2 separate regions of the Mus musculus genome follow, and region 2 is linked to region 1. The links are chromatin loops, found by intact Hi-C in ENCODE. Cell type or tissue: gastrocnemius. All regions are shown on one strand. Each heading gives the region's core, and the rest is flanking DNA. Links, peaks and the distances in the headings are about the cores only. Region 1 has its middle 26 kb from the start of Gm40504. Region 2 has its middle 8.1 kb from the start of Gm38415.

The links. Hi-C counts contacts between places; a loop is a spot of excess contacts. Peaks named below come from ENCODE experiments on the same cell type or tissue, not always from the same donor. Only the 100,000 strongest peaks of a DNase experiment are listed, where the experiment ranks them.
Region 2: it touches region 1 in a loop (19-fold over the local background); 6 of 42 quality-filtered maps call a loop at or near these places.

Annotation. Positions count from the first base shown.
Region 1 is chr8:71,787,041-71,792,415 of GRCm38, forward strand. No RefSeq gene overlaps it. Among named protein-coding and RNA genes, the nearest start is that of Gm40504, 26 kb to the right of the region's middle. In gastrocnemius, for the core only: a CTCF peak has its summit at 2,261; no DNase peak of the experiment used is centred there; H3K4me3 peaks cover 547 bases; H3K27ac peaks cover 212 bases.
Region 2 is chr8:71,212,320-71,217,694 of GRCm38, forward strand. It overlaps the pseudogene Gm29701. Among named protein-coding and RNA genes, the nearest start is that of Gm38415, 8.1 kb to the left of the region's middle. In gastrocnemius, for the core only: no CTCF peak of the experiment used is centred there; no DNase peak of the experiment used is centred there.

The DNA.
Region 1 (5,375 bases), core at 53-5,052:
TAACAGATTAAGGGAGTGGGACTTTAGGGCAAGTTCCTATCCAGCTAAATTTAGATTCAGGCCTGGTGGTACACACCTTTAATCCCAGGAGACAGGCATGCTGATCTCTGCGTTCAAGGTCAATCTACAGAGCAAGATCCAGGACAGCCAAGCTTAGGCAGTGAAGGATTTGGAAAACATAAAGCCAGTGACAATGTAATAGTACAAGGAGGTTATGTTCTAGTTCCTGCAAGCAGCAGAACTCAGCAGCTCAGCCATGTGGCTTTGGCTTTAGAGTTAAGAATGGAAGGAACTATTGGGACAATTGATGCTGGTTAGCTGGAGCTAAGAAATTAGCAATGATTAAGAACAGACCATCATCATTGAGGTGAAATCTTCTGGAAATTGTTTTCTGGGGGCACAAAGAAGTTGTGTTCCAGAGATAGCCAAGGTTGTACCTCAAGCTGCGGCTGGACTTGGTAATGTGTAATAGTCACCCAGGTGGTACTGGTTTTGAAGGCATGAAGGTGTCATGAAGAACAGCTGAGGCTTGGCATTGTGAGAGGTCATGAAAGGCCATTGGAGAAGGTGTTGAAAGATCCTGACAGAATGTAAAAGGTCACAGAAGCCCTGAAATTGGCAAAATAGATTTCATTGTTAGTAGAAGTAGCTTCACTGATTTAGAAAAATAGAGGTGCACAATGCTCTGGCCACTCCTTGAAACTGTGTGTCTGCCAATGTCCTGACCGTTCCTTGAACCCAGGTGTGTGCCCACTGATGCACCTCACTGCCAGATGTTTGTGATATTGGGATAGAATCAGAAAATCTCCCCAGCAACCACAGCTGGGGCCAATCCGGGGTTACTGCACCAGCATTAGACTCTTTCCTTGTTTCCCTCCCATACCCATTTCTTGAGAAATCAATCATTTTACATTGCTTAGATCTGGAAATCCCCTACTCCCCCCTTCTTCTTTCCCCCCTGAGGGCCTTAAAAACTGGCACCCCTTTCCCCTCAGGGTCAACTCCTTTACCCCTGCATGGGATATGAGTCATCCCCAGAGCTCTGGCTTTCCCTGAATAAAGCCTCGAGTGGTTTGCATCAAGCTTGGTCTCTCGTGGGTTCTTCGGGGTCTGCTATTATCCTGAGACTTGAGTGAGGGTCTCCCTTTCATTGGTCTTTCATTGGGGGCTCATCCAGGATTGGTGCGACCACCCATATCTCCGAAGACCCACTTGGAGGTGAGATTTTTTTGTCTAAAAATAATTCTGTGAGCCGGCGAGGTTCAGTGCTGAAATTTGCAGCTGCGATGTTTTGTGAGAAACGGAGACCCACTCCTCAGGGTGAGGCATGGAGTGTGAACAGCAGACGTGCTGGAATCACTGGCTGTGCCACTCTGGGGGATGCCCCGAGCGAGGGGAAGGGCTCCAGTCTGGGGTGGGGAGTGAAGAGTTGGTAGTCTTCCTAGACTGGAGGACTTACGCACTTCCCCGACCTTTTGCATTTCTGAATTGGTTTTGTCTGTCCGTTAGAAGATGGGCATTTCCCAGTGTGTATGTGTTTTTTGAGTCTGTTTCGTGTTTTCCATGATATTGGACAATAGGACAGACTGTAACGACCCCCCCCCCAAGTTTGACTTTAGACCACTGGACTGAAGTTAGATCAAGGGCTCATAATCTTTCAGTAGAAATTAAGAAGGGACCTTGGCAGACTTTCTGCGCCTCCGAGTGGCCGGCTTTTGATGTAGAGTGGCCACCAGAGAGGACTTTTGATTTGACTCTTATCTTTGAAGTTAAAGCCATTGTTTTTCAGAGCGGACCTAGAACTAGGAACTAGAACATACCCTCCTTGTACTATTACATTGTCACTGGCTTTATGTATAGAATTCACTGCCATAAATCAAACCATGGATTCCCCGCGCATCTTGGAGCCCCCCGCCCACCCCCCCCCTGCTCTCATGCATGCGGGTGGGTGAGGAGCACAGCTCCCTCTCTTTCTGCCCTAAGAAGCAGTAAGCACAGCAGTGGTGGCAGCAGAGGCAGTGGCAGTGTGGACCCTGCCTGGACCAGTGCGCTTTCTGGCCCTGCAGTGAGAAGGTGCATGGGGCTCCCATGTCCTCAGTGCCAGCTCCTCCTCCAACTGCTCCTGCTCCCTGAGCCTGAACAAAAGTGAAACCAAAAGGTTCCTCCCAAAACGGAGCCTCCTCTTCAACCCACAGCTCCCCCCAAGCTCCTTCCACTCCACCCTATCTTCTACCCCACTGGGTCCTGCTTCTCAGCAGCCCTAAGACCACTGGTGGCACGCCAGAAGATCTGTGACTGGGACCCAGAGCCGACGAGCCCAGAGTCCCCCAGCAGATGGCGCTCCTGACACCACTTCTGCTTTTCCTTTGCGAGCTGTAGCCGACCTGCCCTCGGACCCACAATCTCTGCAGACCCTACCATGTCTCCTTTTCTGAGAATCTGGCCAGCCTGATGGCCGGAGTCTCTTATGTTTTCTCATCAACCCACTTAAGATGATTGTCAGCAGCTCCTCCAGGTTCTGTTTACCACTGAAGAAAAAGAGCACATTCTCCTGGGGAGGCTCAGAAAAATGTTCCTGGAGTGAATGGAGTCCCAACCAACCTACCTAATGAGATTAACGCTGGGTTCCCTCTGGACTGGCCAGATTGGAACTACAACATGGCTCAAGGTAGGGGGAGGTTGGCAGTTTACCATCGGGCTCTGGTCACAGGTCTAAAGGGAGCGACGAGACCCCCCACCAATTTGGCTAAGGTAAGAGAGGTGATGCAGGGCCCTACAGAGCCCCTGTCTGTTTTTCTGGAAAGATTGATGGAAGCTTATAGATGCTATACTCCTTTTGACCCGGCCTCTGAGTGTCAACAAGCCTCAGTTGCTATGGCTTTTATAGGGCAATCAGTATCAGATATTAAGAGGAAGTTACAGAGACTAGAAGGATTACATGCCATGGCTTTACAAGATTTAGTCAAGGTGGCAGAAAAGGTGTATCCCAAGAGAGAGACAGAGGAAGAGAAGAAAGAGAGGGAAAAGTGTGAAGAAGAAGAGAGGGAGAATAAGAGGTATAGAAGACAGGAGAGGAATTTAAGCAGGATTTTGGCCGCAGTAGTAGGGGAACATAAAAGAAAGAATAGGCCAGAGAATAGGCAGACAGGGTACTTGGGTAACAGGGAACCTAGACCTGGAAAAAAAAAAAAGATCTGTCCAGAAGACTTTAGAGAAGGACCACTGTGCCTATTGCAAGGAAAAAGGACTGTGACTCAAATACCAGCACTGGCTACTCCAAGATAGGTGAGAGAATTCTTGGGCACCGCTGGGTTCTACAGACTTTGGATACCTGGGTTTACCACAATGGCTGCCCCCTTGTACCCCCTGACCAAAGAAAGTGGAGAATTCTGATGGTCATCAGAACATCAGAGAGCCTTTGAAAATATTAAAGAGGCCCTGTTGACTGTGCCAGCCTTGGCATTGCCAGATCTAACCAAACCCTTTATCCTCTATGTTGATGAGAGGGCAGGGGTGGCCAGAGGAGTTTTTACTCAGGTTCTAGGGCCATAGAAAGGGCCCGTGACATATCTAAAAAGTTGGACCCAGTGGCCAGCGGATGGCCCACATGTTTAAAGACCGTTGCTGCAGTAGCCTTACTCGTTAAGGATGCTGACAAATGAACTTTGGGACAGCAAATAACTGTGGTAGCCCCCCACTCTTGAAAGCATTATCCACCAGCCCCCAGACCAATGGATGACAAACGCCTGGATGACCCACTCACTACCAGAGTCTGTTGCTGACTGAATGGTTCATGTTTGCTCCTCCTGCTATCCTCAATCCTGCTACCTTCCTGCCTGAAACGGATGACTCCTCACCTGTTTACTGCTGTGCGGACATCCTTACGGAAGAAACTGGGACCCCTTTCCCCTTGGGGTCGACTCCTCTACCCCTGCATGGGATACGAGTCGTCCCCAGAGCTCTGGCTTTCCCCGAATAAAGCCTCGTGTGGTTTGCATCAAGCTTGGTCTCTCGTGAGTACTTGGGGGTCTGCTATTATCCCGAGACTTGAGTGAGGGTCTCCCTTCAGAGGTCTTTCAGTGTAGCCTCAGCTGAAGTTGATGGCCCAGGACTGAAGGGGTCATGCAAAGATTTGAGGCTTGGGACCATGAAGAGAGCCTATGAAAGGCTATTGGTGAAGCCTAGTTGGAGTGGAACACCCTAGTGTATTGGAGGTGCCAGTATCATGGGATAATCACCAAGAACAGCAGCCGTAGTGAAGTGGATCAACCTGAGCTTAGAGTACTACAGAGTGCAGAGCTAGAGAAGTGATGCCAGCCCTTAGGAGGAACCCAAAAGATCAAGTGGAATCCCAGACACTGAAACAAGAAGCTGTAACATTGAAACTGCCTTGGAGACTCAAAGACGTTAAAGGTGCAAGAGCCATGGGATACATGCTGGGGAAAGCTGCTAACAGGGAGTGGAACCAGCCCAGGAGAAAGCAGTTTGTTGTAGTCAACAAAGATGAAAAAGGAGTGGAGATCTGAAGACAGCTTTGACATCAGCCATGGAGATGCAGAGTTTGGAATTTGCCCAGCTAGATTCCTGTCTTTCTTTGGGGATTACAGTTAAGTGATTGGATGAATCTCAGGAGAGACCTTGAACTTTGGACTTTTAACATTGTTGAAATTGCTATATACTGTGAGGACTTTGAAAGTTGGACTAAGTGCATTTTGCATCATGCTATGTTTAAGTATGCCCACCCCCCCCCATAGACTCATGTGTTTGAAAAGTCTGAGGGGGCCAGGGAGTGGAATGTGATGGTTAGTATATTCTTGGGCCAGGGAGTGGCACCATTTGGAGGTGTGGCCTTGTTGGAATAGGTGTGACCTGGTTGGAGTAGGTGTGTCACTGTGGGTGTGGGCATAAAATCCTCACCCTAGTTGCCTGGAAGTCAGTCTTCCACTAGCAGCTTTGGATGAAGATGTAGAACTCTCAGCTCTGCCTGCACCATGACAGCCTGGATGCTGCCATGCTCCCACCTTGATGATAATGGACTGAACCTCTGAACCTGTAAGCTAGCCCCAATCAAATGTTGTTGTTGTTGTTGTTGTTGTTTTTTAAGACTTGCTTTGGTCATGGTGTCTGTTTACAGCAGTAAAACCCTAACTAAGACACTTGGTGTCTGTTTCCTCTCTGGATTTTCAGAGTGAGTTGACCTGTTTTATTTGTTCATTGATGTGTTCACAGGAAATTCCTACTTGTGTCAGATGATGGGTAGTTGGCATGATTTAGAGGAAGAAAAGTTAGAGGAATGGGTCTTTGTGATCCATTCGTAAAGAATTCAGAGTGGAAAGAGAGACCACAGTAGATTTCTGCAGGACAGCAGGCATGGG
Region 2 (5,375 bases), core at 229-5,228, 570 kb before region 1:
TGTAAATGATATGATAGTATACATAAGAGACCCCAAAATTTGACCAGGGAACTTCTACAGCTGATAAGCACCTTCAGTGATATGGCTAGATAGATTAAACAAAAGCATTAGTAGCCTTCTTATATACAAATGACTCACAGAGGGCCTGAGTAACAGCACCATCTGCAGAGGGACTGAGTAAACAGCACTGTCCACGGAAGGGCTGAGCAAACAGCACCATCCACAATGACTACAAATAATATGAAATATCTTGAGGTAACCATAACAAAGAAAGTGAAACACTTATACAATATATGATCCTTCCCAGAGGAATCTTTACAAAGATGTCATGATGATAACCTGCAAAACTCATGGCTATAGGTAAGAATGTGAGCTTTGCTTCATATTATAAATAGATTTTTAAGTTTCTTGTGAATCTATGCCCTTCTGTGATTTAGGTTGTGGGAAAGCAGGGTGTTAAATAAATCAGGCATGTGTTCACTGAAAAATAAAAATTTTCATAAAACATTTTCATAATTTCTAAAAAATACTTTATACATAGTCTGGTAATGTATTTTGAGAAACAACATGAAGACTACAATATTTTAAAATATGTCAAAATTCTAGAAAAAAATGGAATGTGACTTTCATGTATAATCTAATACAATGTCCCTCTGAAAAAATTTTAGCTCACCCCAGATATTTCAAAATATGCAACAGAGTAAATAAGCACAGATTTAAATATACTGATAATTTTTTCTTTTTTTGATGTGATGGCAAACATTGAGGGTTGGGGTAGGTTTTGGGAGGGCGCCCAGGGTACTGTCTGCAGGGAGACACTGCAGGGAGGGCACCCTAGGAGTCTGGGCTAAGGCTGGGACTCAGCCGGGGCTTGGTTTCGAGGTGGCATTTATTCTGCAGCTCTGCCATGATCTCCTCCAACAGATCCATCCTGGGCAGCAGAGGGTAGAGACAGACCTGGGCTCAGTCCAGGGATGAGGGAGGGGCCAGGGCTGCCCACCACAGCCTGTGTTATCTCACTCCTGTAGGCTGAAGAAGAGACTGGCTCCTGTCAGCTCACGATCCTCACTAGCAGGTTTCTGCAGGAGGAAAGGTTGGCGCTGCCAGCAGCTGCCCTGCAGGTTCAGAGCCTGGGTCTTTTGGGTGCTTTACTTATGGCCTTCCCTGGCAGCAGTTCGCTGGGCATTGAAGCCTCTTTGTTGGTCAGCATGTAGGAGTGGACTCCCAGGGCTGGGGGGTCCAAATAACTCCATGTGTGCCACAGCTGCCCCTGCGGAGCTTAGATTCTGACGGAACTTCCTCCCCAGCAGGGAGGCTGGTTCCAGAAGGCTGGTGTGCAGTGGAGGCCCTTGGAGGGAGCAGGGCTGCTCAAGGAACTACAGGTCAGAGCCGAGGGAGCCGGGAGACTTCTGGAGGCAAGAGTTAGCAAGGGGTAGGGGAATCTGTACTATTGAGATGGGCTCAGGGCAACAGTGTGGGCTGGGGCTGGGGCTGGAGCTGGGGGCTGGGGACGCTGGGGGGGGGGTTGGGAGGAGTGAGGAAGCTGGGGGAACTGAGGAGGCTGAGGAGGCTGAGGCTGAGGCTGAGGCTGAGGCTGAGGCTGAGGCTGAGGCTGAGGCTGAGGCTGAGGCTGAGGCTGAGGCTGAGGCTGAGGCTGAGGCTGAGGCTGATACTACCTAGAGTCAAGCTACTGCTGGAGTCCCAGCCTGGATTCTGCTGGCCTCTACTGTGACCTGTGATCTCAGGAGTCTCCAGAGCCTGAGAAAGGTCTGGGAAAGGGAGCCCAAGCCTGGTCCTGGCCCTAGGAGCCCCTTCACAGTACAAATACTCTGGCAGAGAACCCAGGGTTACAGGAGACAGTGTTGTCCATTGTAGTGGGGAGCTGATCTTTGGTGCCGAGTCCTTGGCCATGGCCTTTCGCAACAGGTACTGAGTGTTCTTCAAGCTGTCCCAGCGGTCAGCAGGCTCTAGACCCAGACCAGCTTGAACAAAGGCCTGGTAGGCAGCTTGCAGCAAGGGGCCCAGGCCCAGACTCTGGCATGCCTCCAGCTTAGCCTTCACCTCAGGCACCTCTCCTCCAGCCCGGGGCAGCTCTTCAGTGAAGACCTCCTGGGCCAGGGTGCAGAAGCTATAGAGGTCTGAGATAGTGGCTGGCATGTCGCCATGGATCAGCTCAAGTAGTAGCCATAGTTACAGTTTAGGGGGTGGGGGAAGCCCTGGATTTGGGTCTCTCTGGGAGCAGTCTTGTTGCAGTCTGGGCTGCAGTCTGGGCTGGTGCAGTAGATGCCCGTGTTCTAGGTGGCTCACCTTAGCCAGGCCTGGCCGCACAAGCTGCACAGCATAGGAAGTCAGGCCAGTATGGGCCCAGCAACAGAACTGCAGGAACAGCAGGACCTCCAACACCTGGAGCAGCAGAGGGCTGGGCAGCAAACCTGACAGACCTTCCTCATCCACTCTCATAGAATGCAGCAGGAAATAAAGGGAGCCCAGCCACACTGGCTCAGAGCAGACTCAGTCTGGACAGGTCCTCTGAGAGGCTCAGTGCCAGCAGCAGCAGCAGGCCAGGGTGCTGCAGGATGCTGCAGTGCAGGTTAGCCAATAGCACATCAGGGCTGGATTCAGGGCTCTTCAGCCTGAATCCGTAACCGTACAGCGGCCCTTCCACAGGAGATTGGCCATGACAGTATGTGAACTGCTGTCGTAGGGTGCACTCAGGCTCACCCTGGGTTGGTACCAGCTCCTTGGGGTCTACTACTGGGATGCCCATTACCAGTGCTAATGGCTGGATGCTGCTCAGCTGGCCGAACCCCAATACTGGGGTTTTTGGGGGATCTTCTGATCTGCCCAGACCAGCCTTAGTGAGGGCAGGGAGCCACACAGGCTGTGTCCAGAGCTAGCTTGCAACTGACTCAGGGACACACTGGGCGCCAACTCCCACTCTGGACCAGTGCTGACATGTGGGTCCAGCACCATTGCAACAGCTCCAGCACCTCCCAGCTCTGCTTGGCTATCACCCTACTCTGCCCAATCTCGTGGCGTGCGACCCTGCTGGTCACACAGATACAAGTTACCTCCTGCCTGCAGCAGGTGCCATAACACCAAACCACAGCCCGGGGAGGCACCTGCATGCATGGGTGTGCTGCCATCCATGGCAGCGATGATTGGGGTTGGTGCCAAAGGCCAATAGGAAGCACACAGCAGAAGTGTGGCCCATACTAATAGTTTTTATGTTTACAAAATCAATACCTCATTGTAAGACTGCTTATAGTGTTTGCCAGGCGTATCTGGACCCTGCCTTAAAAACTGTCACTGTTTTAATCATACCCCATGACAGCCATACTGTATTACTGTCAAAACATTTGCTTTCAAAAACTGAGCTATGGCAAAGGTTTATACTAGAGTTAAACATTTTAATGCCACCAATATGATAAAGCCTTTGCAAATTTCAGTTATCTTCAATGGCATAAAATAGTGCACGCTGGAGAAAGACCATATGAATTAAATCATACGGTAAAACCTTTGTGTGTAAACATTATTATGGGCAAGAAAAAGGTCTTTGTGCCCCAGGTCACTAGGGAAACCAGAAATATTATGAACAATGGGTTGGGTCATCTTTGCATAAGAGGAGATGTATAACCTGTTCTTCCACACAGAATGCTGGGAATTGGAGATGATTAGTAGCCTGGTTATCTCCATTTTCTGAAGGACCACTGACTACCAATGTCACACAACCAGCACTGGCGGTAGCTAACAGTTTAAACAGACCCTTATATTATCTGTATAGCCAGGGGTTCCCCTAAGCACCAACAACCAGGAACAGAGGTAGCTAATAGCCCAAAAAACTTCTGGTATCTGTCTGTAGGACTGAGACAAAGCCAGATTCTCCCCTAAGCGCTGAAGCTAACACTTGTAGTCTCTCTAGAACCCATAATCTTGGAAGAAATGGCCTGTACTTTGATTGAGTTTCTATGTAATTATGCCTCCTTATGCACACAGGATTTTATTATATGAGAAAAATGTGTCCAAACTGTACAGCTTAAACATACTGGCAACAAACTGTCTGCGTCTGAGAGTTAAATCTGAAAGTTAAATCCTGCCCAGTTAAGTTTGGCAAAACCATGTTTTACTACAGGCCATGGTAGTTGAAGGGAGCCCCAAACATTATTGTATAGGACATGACAGAATTCCTATAGGAGTAAAATTTTAGTGTGTAAACAACATGGGTAATCATTTATTATCTCACAATAGTTTTTGCAGACATGAAAGAAAGCACACTGAAGGGAATTTATGAGTAAGAACCGTGTAGTAGGATGTTTAGCTAACATTTTCTTTCAGGTATATAAGATTTTTTTTCTTAAATAAATATACTTACTATTAAAATAATTTCTCTCCTAGAAACACTGACAATCTTTCTTAAGTAAACCAATTGTTAGACAAGGTACACAGATATATAATGCATTTTAAACACTCTCTCACTATGTCTGGTGGTATCATATAAGGTCTTTGAATATAATTCTTAATGATTCACTTTTAATATTTTATGCTCTTTTACTATGCTTAATTCACAAAGAATATTTTGTATGTTTTGAAACAATGTGTATTCAACATTAGACATAGGATCCTTAGTTATGGATAGTATTAAATATTTATTAATGATATTTTAGGGTATGAAAGGATACGAATATAAAAGTTGAACAAGCTGGGTGTGTCGGTGCATGCCTTTAATCCCAGCACTTGGGAGGCAGAGGCAGGCAGATTTCTGAGTTCAAGACCAGCCTGGTTTACAAAGTAAGTTCCAGGACAGCCACAGCTATACAGAGAAACCCTGCCTCAAAAAAAAAAAAAAAAAAGTTGGACAAATTTTTATGTATTATTTGATTCCCAAAACACTCAATATTATTAATATGTTTGATGTATAAAATGCATTTAAATAATAAAACTAATTTTAAAAATCAAATAAATAAATAAATAGAAGACAGGAAAGGACTAGTGCACATATTGCAAAGAGAGAGGCCACTAGGCCCAAGAATGCCCTAACAAATGGAAGCCTGAAGGAAGAAATCCCAGAAGTTGGGAAAAGTGCCCCCAAATGACAAAGGTGTTAGCCCTGGGTGAAGACGGTGATTAGGGGAGATGGATTTTTGTATCCCTTCCCTGAAGCCAAGGTAACTCTGAGAGTGGAGGGGAAACCCATTCAATTCTTGGTAGACACAAGGGCTCAGCCCTCGGTCCTCCAAGCCGATGGCCCCATTTCCAAGAAAAGATCTTGGATCCAAGAAACCAAAATGTATTCATGAAGAACAGTGGACCTAGTGATGAGTCGGGTATCCCATTCATTTTGGGTCACCCCAGACTGTCCCTATCCTCCGTTGGGA